2 separate regions of the Homo sapiens genome follow, and region 2 is linked to region 1. Evidence: chromatin contacts called from ENCODE Hi-C data. All regions are on one chromosome and are shown on one strand. Each heading gives the region's core, a stretch centred on a gene start or an enhancer-like site at or near the end of the contact. The rest is flanking DNA. Distances are from core to core; before and after follow the strand shown.

The links. A loop is a pair of places that touch in the nucleus more often than their neighbours do. Pooled maps may share reads with other maps.
Region 2: a map of uterus shows a loop between it and region 1 (2.6-fold over the local background). The contact joins the enhancer-like site here to the promoter of CMYA5 in region 1. A Hi-C loop is called at or near these places in 2 of 168 maps with a recorded cell type or tissue (gastrocnemius medialis and uterus) and 4 of 50 pooled maps.

The regions. Positions count from the first base shown.
Region 1 is chr5:79,686,848-79,692,080 of GRCh38, forward strand. CMYA5 (cardiomyopathy associated 5) reads left to right here and starts at 2,989. Exons shown (of 13, transcript NM_153610.5): 1 at 2,989-3,209. The coding sequence starts at 3,061. TENT2 (terminal nucleotidyltransferase 2) reads left to right here. Exons shown (of 15, transcript NM_001114394.3): 15 at 1-1,399. RefSeq lists an enhancer at 2,499-3,000.
Region 2 is chr5:79,832,337-79,837,569 of GRCh38, forward strand. No RefSeq gene overlaps it. Among named protein-coding and RNA genes, the nearest start is that of LINC01455, 100 kb to the right of the region's middle. Within about 2 kb of position 2,805, at least 5 of the 41 ENCODE cell types and tissues checked have a DNase peak (open chromatin) inside an H3K27ac peak, as active enhancers do; they include uterus, where a contact is called at or near this core.

The sequences.
Region 1 (5,233 bases), core at 1,739-4,238:
CTTTTCATATTTTGGGGGGGAATTTTTCCTAAAATTTACACTGTGCATCTCTTAATCAGAATGTACTGAGTAGAGTTAATATTCTAGTGATGACTGGGTAATCATTATAAGCATTAGTCATAGTACTATTCAGTAATACTGTGCAACTTTCAGGGATGGGTAAGTATGTACCCTCTGCCTCTACAGTATTATGACATTTCCTAATAAAACCCCAGAATTTACCATGGTGTGGGTTCCTTCACTGTCACTGTTTTCTCAGTTTTCAGTGGCCCCACACTTACTACTGCTTTTCTTTGTTTTACCACGAAAAACAGATCAAGAAGTCACTAAACTTAGACCCAATTCTATATCAGTAGACTGAGGCCTGAAATTATGCACACATAACTGGCCAAATATCAGATAAGTGAACTGTTAATATATGAGAGAATTTTCTGGACTTTTAAGTTATTAATCTCAATTATTTGTGTGGTGAGTACTAAATTATTTTCTGTTTGTGTTGATCTGTCCATTTCTGTATATAGTTGTCCCTCAGTATATTGAGGGATTGATTCCAGGTCAACCCCGTCCTCTTCAGATACCAAAATCCACAGATACTCAAGTCCCTTATATAAAATGGTGTAGTGTTTGCATATATCCTACACACATTCTCTTGATACTTTAAATCATCTCTAAATTACCTGATACGTAATACAATGTAAATGCTATGTAAATAGTTGTTATACTGTATTGTTTAGGGAATAATAATGACAAGACAAAAAGTCTATACCTGTTCGGTACAGATGCAACCATTCTGCCTCCTCCCTACCCCCTCCCAAATATTTTTCATCCTGGTTGAATTCACAAATCCTACATGGTTACGGAGGGTTGACTGTATTTGCATATGTTGTTAAAGTGGTGTTTAAAATGTGCAATCTGTACTACAATTCTAAATTTTGGATTGATTTGAACTAGGATCTTTGCAAATAAATCTCATAGACATTAATGTTTGTAAGAAATTTTTAATTAAATGATGGAAGGAACATAGAATGGCTACCTGTGATTTTGATTAGTGTTTAACAGATTGCCACAGCTGTGATTGAATTCCTTTTGTACTGGATGAGCATGGTCATTTGGGATTACTGATGGTGAAGTCTAGCTGGTGTTAAGAGAATAAATATTGCTGATGCTAAACCTGGTTTAGTGAGCTGTGGAAGCCTTGACTCTGCTGTTTTCCCTCCTTATGCCCCACTAGCTGATGTATCTGTACTGTAATTCAATGATTTACAGTTCATTACCTCCAGACATAATGCATGCATACCAGCTCGTGTAACTGGTGAATAATCCCCAGCTTACAGTCATATTTAACAACTCTGTGACTTGCTATAATTAAAAATAAATGTTAACTCTTCTAGCCATCAAATCATTCTCATGAAATGAATATCTTTATTGTAAAGTTACCTCCATTTGTACATAGCAGTTCTGGTTCTGTTCTCTTCAGGGAGCATCCATTATATGTACCTGCTATGTGCTAGCTACTTTGCTAGTGTGTAGGCTTGTAAGAGATGGGGATGATGGGACAAAGAAGAGTAGTAAACTTACGAAGTCTGCTGGGGAAGGAGATACAAACATAATTTGAATATAGGATTATGTGGGAACCTGGAAGAGAGGTACTGAGTTTAACTTTGGGATTTCAGTGAAAGGTGGTGATCTTGAATGATGGGTATCCTGGTAAAAATGGGACCAACCTTTGAGGCAGAAGGAATTGTGTTAATAAAGACACAGTGGAGTGACTTGACAATGTTGGGAACTCCTGACTTCTAAAGACACCTGACCAGCTGGGCGTGGGGGCTCACACCTGTAATTCCAGAACTTTGGGAGGCTGAGGTGGGCAGATCACCTGAGGTCAGGAGTTCGAGACTAGGCTAGCCAATATGGTGAAACCCCGTCTCTACTAAAAATACAAAAATTAGCTGGGCATGGTGGTGCGCGCCTGTAGTCCCAGCTACTCGGGAGGCTGAGGCAGGAGAATCGCGTGAACCCAGGAGGTGGAAGTTGCACTGGACCGAGATCGCGCCATTGCACTCCAGTCTGGGCGACAAGAGCAAGACTCCATCTCAAAAAAAAAAAAAGAGTAGACAGGTAAAACATGGCCTGTTAGGCAACCGTTACCTTTGTGAGGGTGTTGGGGTTCAGTCTTTGAGCAGTGGGAAGCCATTGAGGGGTTTTAACCACAACTTGATCCGGGGAAAGGTTTGGGGCATTTGGGCCAGTTTCAGACAAAACTTAGCTTTTTGCTAACGTGGGGGAAATTGCTCCTCCTCAAGGTTTAAGATGAGTGGAGATAAAGTTTCCTGGCTCAATAACAGGGACCACTGAGCAAGAAAATACACAGTATATTGACTTGCGATATAAAGAGAGCCGGGACGGAACACTGGTTCAAAACTGGGCTTTTGAGCAGGGCACGCCTAGCTTTGTTTCTCATTGGGTCATTTTACTAGCAATGACAGCCTGAGCTGCTGGAGCTCTTCGGAGTCTCAGTTTCCTCATCTGGGAAACCAGCACTACAGTAAAACCTTCTACAGGTACCACCACAGAATCGAGGTAATGAAAGCGAGACCCTTAGCAGAGTGCCTGGTAGTTAAGTGCCCAGCTCAGGGTATTGTTTGGGATAAAGGGTCCAGAAAGTAGCTCAGCTCAAAACCGAAAAGACTCACTCTGGAGGAAATAAGAGACGGGGCTAGGTTGCCTTTCCTCCTTTGAACCCCCTGGTGCAGCCGGAGCCCGCGCCCCTTAAAGTGATCTCCAGTTGTCCGAAAGGCCCGCCAGGGATCTGGCGAAACGGGGGCGGGGGAGGGCTCAGGGAAGAGGAGAAGCTGAGCCCGGGCCCCAGAAGCTCGGTGGCGAAACTTTGACGCCTTCTATTTAAAGTCGCGGGGCTCGCCCGCCCCCGGCGCCGGGAACCCGAGCCGCCCCCGCAGGGGCAGGGCTGGGGAGGGCAGGGGCCAGAGCAGTCGGAGGGAGAACACCAGGCGCGGCGCGGGCGGCTCCGGCTCCGGCCCCGGCCCAGGCCCGGGAGAGGCGATGGCGAGCCGCGATAGCAACCACGCTGGCGAGAGCTTTCTCGGCTCCGACGGGGACGAGGAGGCGACCCGGGAGCTGGAGACCGAGGAGGAGTCGGAGGGCGAGGAGGACGAGACGGCGGCGGAGTCGGAGGAGGAGCCGGACTCCAGGTAGCGCGAGCCTCTCTCCTCGGCCCAGGGCCTGCAGGGCAGCTAGCAGCACCCTTGCTTGTTTGCTTTAAGTTTTTAAGCTCTGGGGTTCGTTTGCCTCGAGCTAGGCACTTTCTCTCTGGGTGCACTGTCGTTTAAAAGAACTTGAAGGTGAAGGTGCTCGCTGTCAGCTGGAGTGACAGGCCCGCCTGCAGCAGAGTTCATTACCCCCGCCCCCAGCTCCTTGTGACTCGCTGCTCTTGTTTATTCCTGAGGATTTACTTAGGTCCTGCATAACTGCCGAAATGTGCTGGAACACGTACATCTGGCCCGAGGCACAGGAACAATCGCGAAATCCTGCGCTAGAGGAGAAGGGGGTGGGGTGGAGGCGGTGAAGGCGCACTGGTACCTTCCGATGAATGGCGGTCTCCCCGGGGGCCTAGCAGTAGGCTAGGCTGCAATAAGGTGACCTTATTTTGATACAAAGGCCCATAAATTCTTTGGGGGAAAAGAAGCATGAGTTTCAGTAATCCCTGTTCTTCAAGTCCTGGTCCCAAATCCCAAATATCAGTTTCCGTGAATGCGATGAAGTAATACTATGTACAAAAGATGCACCTCCCACCCTTCGATCTCCCACCCTCCGTCCCTTTAAGAAGGCCCTAAAATGAGAATAATAGAAATCATCTAATGTCTATTTGGATTAGCTTCTACCTTCACTTGTTTTCCTTGAGTATGAGTTTTGGGTTTTTTCCTGACTGTGTGTCAGTCAGTGATGTCTCTTCCTCAGTCTGTTCATAACAGTAGAAAGGCTTTGAAGGTGGCAGGTGGGTGTGTACCATCTCAGAACGCCCAGCTTACCTAATCAAAGCCAGCAGAGCCGATGTTGAAGAAGTAGCCCATAGAGGGGCATTGAGGAGGATGGATGGTCAGACAAGAAGTCCTGAATGTATGTCACCTGTTTATCAAACAGCTGCCAAGTGGGAAGCAAGCACAGTCCCTGGCCTCAAGGACCTTGTGGAAAAAGTTTCCCTAACTTTTTCCCCTATGGGGAAACGTTTCCCTAACATGGGGAGTGTGAGACTATATAGAGGTGGAAGGGAGGACTATGGGTACTGTGCAAGGGCAGAAGAGGGAGTGTTGGGCTGGAGCTGCCTTGAAGTAGTGGGCAGGGACTACAAACAGGAAGAGCAGAGGAGAAGGCACCTGTAGGAAGTGGATCAGGGAGTAGGGGACCTGTGATCCCTTGGCAGTGTTGAGAAGGGGAAGTCTGTCAACTCAGCTTTTATAACCTTTCCCTTACTGTTGTCTGGGATCCTCATATCCTTGCCCAACCACAATTTACAACCAAGAGAATCTGAAAACTCATTTACACTAAAATGTGAGCAGCTGACCATTCACTCTGGGGTTGCATTGCCATTTGACAAAGGTCAAGGCCTTCAGAAAAGGATGTGATTTGTCTGCAGTAAACTTCAGCCTGTTCTGACTACAGACAGTAAGGTGGACACCAGGGAAAGAGGTCAGAATAAATAGAGTGGAGGGACACATGAGGGAATATGGAAAATGGAGGCCTGGAAAAAGCATCCAATTTATTTTTTATTGGATGACAAGGGTAACAGGAAGTCAGCAAAACTTCTGGATTTAGGAAAAACACGTATCGACGAAAAAGCATCAAACTCTGTAAAATATCTGAAGAGATTGGTTCTGAGCCAAATATGAGTGACCAATGGCCTGTGACACGGCCTGCAGGAGATCCTGAGAACATGTGGCCAAGGTGGTTGGGGGACAGCTTAATTTTACACATTTTAGGGAGACATGAGACCTCAATCAAATACATGTAAGATGCACATTGGTTTGGTCCAGAAAGGTGGGAAAACTGAAGGGCATGGGGGCTTCTAGGTTATAGGTAGGTTTAAGTTTTTTCTGATTGGCAATTGGTTGAAAGAGTTAAGTTATTCTCTTAAGACTTGGAATCAGTGGAAAGGAATGTCTGCATTATGATAAGGGGATGTTGAGACCAAAGTTTTATCATGCAGATGAAGCCTCCA
Region 2 (5,233 bases), core at 1,555-4,054, 150 kb after region 1:
TGGGGATTCTATAGAAGTGCTGTGCTTTATATCTACTCCTTAACTTGCATCCTTCTGCCTCAGACCATGCTGCAGGTCTGATTACACAGCCTCAACGGCAGCAGGTAGGATCCTCTTGGAAGAGCTTGGATGACATTTTAAAATTAATCTCTGACTTTCATGTTTCTGTTTATTATTGTGTGTCTTAGTTCATTCAGGCTGCTTTAACAAAATACCTGAGACTGGATAATTTACAAACCACAGAAATTTACTGCTCACAGTTCTGGAGGCTGGGAAGTTCAAGATCCAAGTGCTAACAGATTCAGTGTCTGGTGAGGGCTCACTCTCTGCTTCATAGATGATGCCTTCCTGCTGAGTACTCACATGGTGGAGGGGGCAAACAAGCTCCCTCAGTTCCACACAAATCTGGGAAGAACACCTACTTCCAGCACTGTGGACACATTTCATTACCTGCACTCAGAAACAGTGTGCTGAGCCCTTTCCTGAGTTTCTTCCTGGAGCCCTTTCCTCCCTAAGTTTTGGACACAGGGCCATGGAGTCAGCTCCAGGGCTAACACATGACACAGACACCATGCTGTCCTCCAAGAGGAATGTATCCTCTCCCCATTCTTTCAACAAAAATGATCCTCATTCAGGTCATCTCCTAGCAGGGCCTCTGTCAGTCAACCAGACATGATCCCTAGTGCTGGATCCTATCTGGGAGTCTTCCTCCAAACATAAAATTGACCCTGTGACTAAGAGTGAAGCATTTGTCCATCCTGAGCCTTTGTTTCTTCATCTAGAAAACGTGACTTGCCCTTTTTATGTCAGCAATGAGTATCCAATGAGATGATGACCAAGCACTTTTGAAAGGTGTAAAGTCATAGATGATGCTGAGTTGGGGAAAACCAGGAGTCGATTGCTTTGAGTTCTTTCAGCCCAGAGTGGTAAACTCGTGGGAGAGTTGATTTCCATTTCCCGAATTACATCTCCCTGGCCTCGTTTATACTTTCTTTAGCAAAAGATTAAACCTTACATGAATTACTTACATACCTTAGTGGTATCTTGCCAAGAGACTTAAAAATGTCACAGATACTGGGGGTGGGGTATGGCGAAGGATTGCCTAGGTGGGAAGGCACTCAGGGAAAAAGAGAAAGAAAATCAGAGGCTACGTGCTGTAAAATAAATCCAAACATGTAGGCCCAGCAGTCCCAATACAGAATAGACTGGATAAATGAAGCTAATTAGTTCACTAGCTTGTGAAGCAAAGCTACAGCAAGGATTGACTGTGGGGTTGGCAGTTATTCACCCTGCCCTTGCCCTTGCCTGCAGCCACAGCAGACGTTACTAATGGATTATAGCACTCTTTCTCTCTGGGCTGACACTTGACCTCCCATTCCTTCTCAACAAAATGCTTAATGGTTTGGATTGGAGGTAGCCTCTTAGACGAAGCTAATTTTTTTAAGCTAGTAGGCTTGAAGACTGTAGTTAGATCAGGAGAGCCCACATAACAAGAGTACATGGAAGCTACATTCATTAAGGAAAAAAAAAAAGCTTTGTGGCCATATGCTGGAAGAAACTGCTTCATGAGGGGTTTGGGCAATTGGTGGTGGTTTGTGGAAGGACCATGGACCAAGTGAAGACCAGTAGAGGAGGGAGAGGGTCAGAGCCTGCTGCTGTAGGATCCCTGAGCCTGCTGCTCATCTCCCCTGAAGCCTCCCCTAGTGTGTGTGTGCAGGTGCGCAAGAGAGCGTGCACACACACACGCACATGCACAATTAATCCCCTAAACTGTGACACCTATTTAGATATTTGGTAGCTTACATTTAAATTTAAATTAATTAAAATGAAATACATCTAAAAACATAGTTCTTCAGCTGCACTAGCTGCATTTCAATTGCTCAGTAATCACCCATGGCTACAGTATTGGGCCACAGAGACAGAGAGCATTTCCATCACCACAGAGAGGTCTCTTGGCAACCTAAAGCAAATCCCATGGTATATCTTACTTATAACTTTGCTTAATAGCCCAGCATCACAGGCCCATCCTCTCCTGGTGGGAGTTAGTCACACAGGCTTATTAATAGAAACTCACCTCTTGAATCCCTCCCTCATCTGCGCAGACAGAGGGATCAGGCAGGGGGAAAGAAGGAGAAAACACACAATTTCAAGAATTGAAATTATTTTTCTCCAACATGAAAGTTACAGGAAGAACAGATGGCACTTTTTGAAAAATGAAAATCTGGGATCAAAGAGAAGGAAAGTGCCAAGAATGAGTCTCAGGGCTGCTGTTGATTTTTCCTGACCGCCCCAGCCAACTCAACATGATCATTGTTGTTTCTGTTAAACACACACAAATGTTCTGAGTTTGAAGATTGTCTCTGCGTTGCAGAGAGAACTCTTACTTTTATATTCAGTTGAAAAGAAGGTACTATGGTTTGCCCAAACTTTTTATGATTCTATGATTTCCTATTCTGCCTGCCTGTCGGCTGTTTTGTGTATGAGGCAGAACAGATAGCTTTGACCTTGGAGCTGCTCCACGGGAGTTTCTGCAGATGGTTCTTAATAATAAGGTGTTTGCTCATTTGTTCCTAGGTTCTTTTATTTCAAAATAAAAGTGCAGCCAAATTGACCCATGGGGAGAAACAGATTAGGCAGAAAATAGCATCTCTTTAGATTTCTTACTCTAAAGTACTGATCCCATCTTCCCATGAAATTGCCCCACCAGGATGCTGGCAATCACAGACACGGGCAGGCCAGAGGGAGGCGAAGCAGGACCCTTAGTTCCGGGCAGCCACCTGCTGAGGGCCAGGAAAGTCAGCTGAGGCTGGGAGGACAGCCTGAGAGGCCAGGATCCAGAGTCCAGGGGGTCAGTGAGAGGGCAGGCCCAAGCTGTTCCAGCTGCCAGGCAGGCACCTCGGAGGCGAGCACAGGCCATTTCCCCACCAGCCTGGTCCAGGTGGCCTCGAGGCTACAGGGGTCATCTGGGAATGGGTCCTGCCCCTGCTTGAGGCAGAGATGAAATCTGGGTCTATCAGACCTGAGGGACTTTTAGGATCCTCTTCCTAGGTCCCCACAAAGTGCCTGAAGATAGGAAACACTTGATGTGCTTGTTAAGCACAGAGCACCGGGGCCTGAGCTTGGTTGCGGGGGGTATTTAACAAGCTACTCAGTGACTCTGACCCGAGGAAAGTCTAGGAAATACTCCTCTACCCAGTGGTTCTCAAGCTGCACCCCACAGAGCCCTGAGGTCTCTCAAGGATTCTTCAACACTACAGGTGTGGCATAAAAGTGAGAAGGAAGGATGAGTGTGCGAAACTCAAGGCCCCCACCCCTGCTGCAACCTGATAATGGTGAATCATGGTAGCAAATGCTCACTAAACCCTTCTGTACTAGGCACTATACATGCATTATCTCATTAATCCTTACTGTAACCCTATGAAGTAGGTTTTTTTCTTTTCTTTTTTTTCTTTTTTTTTTTTTTTTTTTTTTTTGAGACGGAGTCTTGCTCTGTCGCCCAGGCTGGAGTGCAGTTGCTCGATCTCGGCTCACTGCAAGCTCCGCCTCCCGGGTTCACGCCATTCTCCTGCCTCAGCCTCCTGAGTGGCTGGGACTATAGGTGCCCGCCACCACGCCCGGCTAATTTTTTTGTATGTTTAGTACAGACGAGGTTTCACCATATTAGCTAGGATGGTCTCGATCTCCTGACCTCGTGATTCGCCCGCCTCGGCCTCCCAAAGTGTGGGGATTACAGGCTTGAGCCACCGTGCCTGGCCTGAAGTAGGTTTTATTACAATCTCTATTTTACGAATGAGAAAGCTAAGGCTCAGAGGGTAAGTAGCTTGTCCAAGGTCACACACCTCATAAGTGGCAGAGCTGGAATTCGAATTCTGAAACTCCTTCCCATTACGTCATGCTAACCTTGAAGAAGCTCCACTTATATTTGTTTTATCTGTTATTGGGGGCCTTGTCTACAGAATGTATTCTATTGCTAATACAAATTTGAAAATATTAACTTAAAAACACACACACACCATTTATAAATTTAGAATAGGAGAGGAGGCCGGGCATGGTGGCTTACACCTGTAAACCCAGCACTTTGGGAGGCTGGGGTGGGCAGATTGCTTGAGCCCAGGAGTTCAAAAGCAGCCTGGGAAATATAGTGAGACCCCCCCGCCCCACCTTAAAAAATTAAAAAAAAAAAAAAAAGAAAAGGAAAGCAGACTTTATTTTTTATAAGGTGTTATAGTCCGCAAGGTAGCCATCCCACAGACTGGGAAGCACAGCCTCCAGCCAAGACCAGAGAGACGGGCACTTGGAAGGAAGAGAAGTTGGGGTAGGAGCTTTATGCCAACCCGGCTGGCTAAACATACATATTCAATAGGTTGCAGGAAGTGCTATGTATACTCATGAAGGTAGTCCTGACACGGGCGTATTGAAACAATATGTATATAACATATGACCCATGTTCACCTTGGGATGGAGACTGAACATTGAAATGTATTACAGCTAGGCCCTATATGTCAAAAGGTCTTTTTAGCAAATGATGGCACTTAAGTGCACAGCCTCTGTAAGCCAGCCGGGACCAGTCCATGTTTGGTGGTCTTCCTATCAGGAGAAAGTTACAGAAATCAGTCTCTTATTCAATCACAGATACGATACAGCTGGTAGAACAGGGGATCAGTTAGTCAGTGTCTGCGAGCTGGATGAGCTGTAATTGTTTTAATCTTGCTTATCTTGAGTCCAGTTCTTGTTCAGCAGCTAGAGGAGGGGATAAAATCTCGTGGCAGTTAGAACATGTTCTTTTTTTTTTTCTGCGACAGCGTCTTGCCCTGTCACCCAGACTGGAGGGCAATGGCACAATCATGGCTCACTGCAGCCTTGACCTCCCTGGCTCAATTGATCCTCCTACCGCAGCCTCCTGAGTAGCTGGGACCACAGGCATGTGCCACCATGCATGGCTAATTTTTTTATTTTTTGTAGAGATGGGATTTTGCCATGTTGCCCAGGCTGGTCTCGAACTCCTGACCTCACGTGATCCCTCCACCTTGACCTCCCAAATTGCTGGGAATACAGGCATGAGCCACCCACTGGGCCCACAGTTTATTCTTTAAGGCGTGTGTGACTTAACCCTTGCCTGGCATAGCCTTAGATCCTGTGTATAATATGGTATCTTATTGTAACAAAGAGTCTGTTCTGTCAATCTTATGGTCTCTATTTTAACCTGAACGCTGGTCAGTTGTGTTAAAACCAT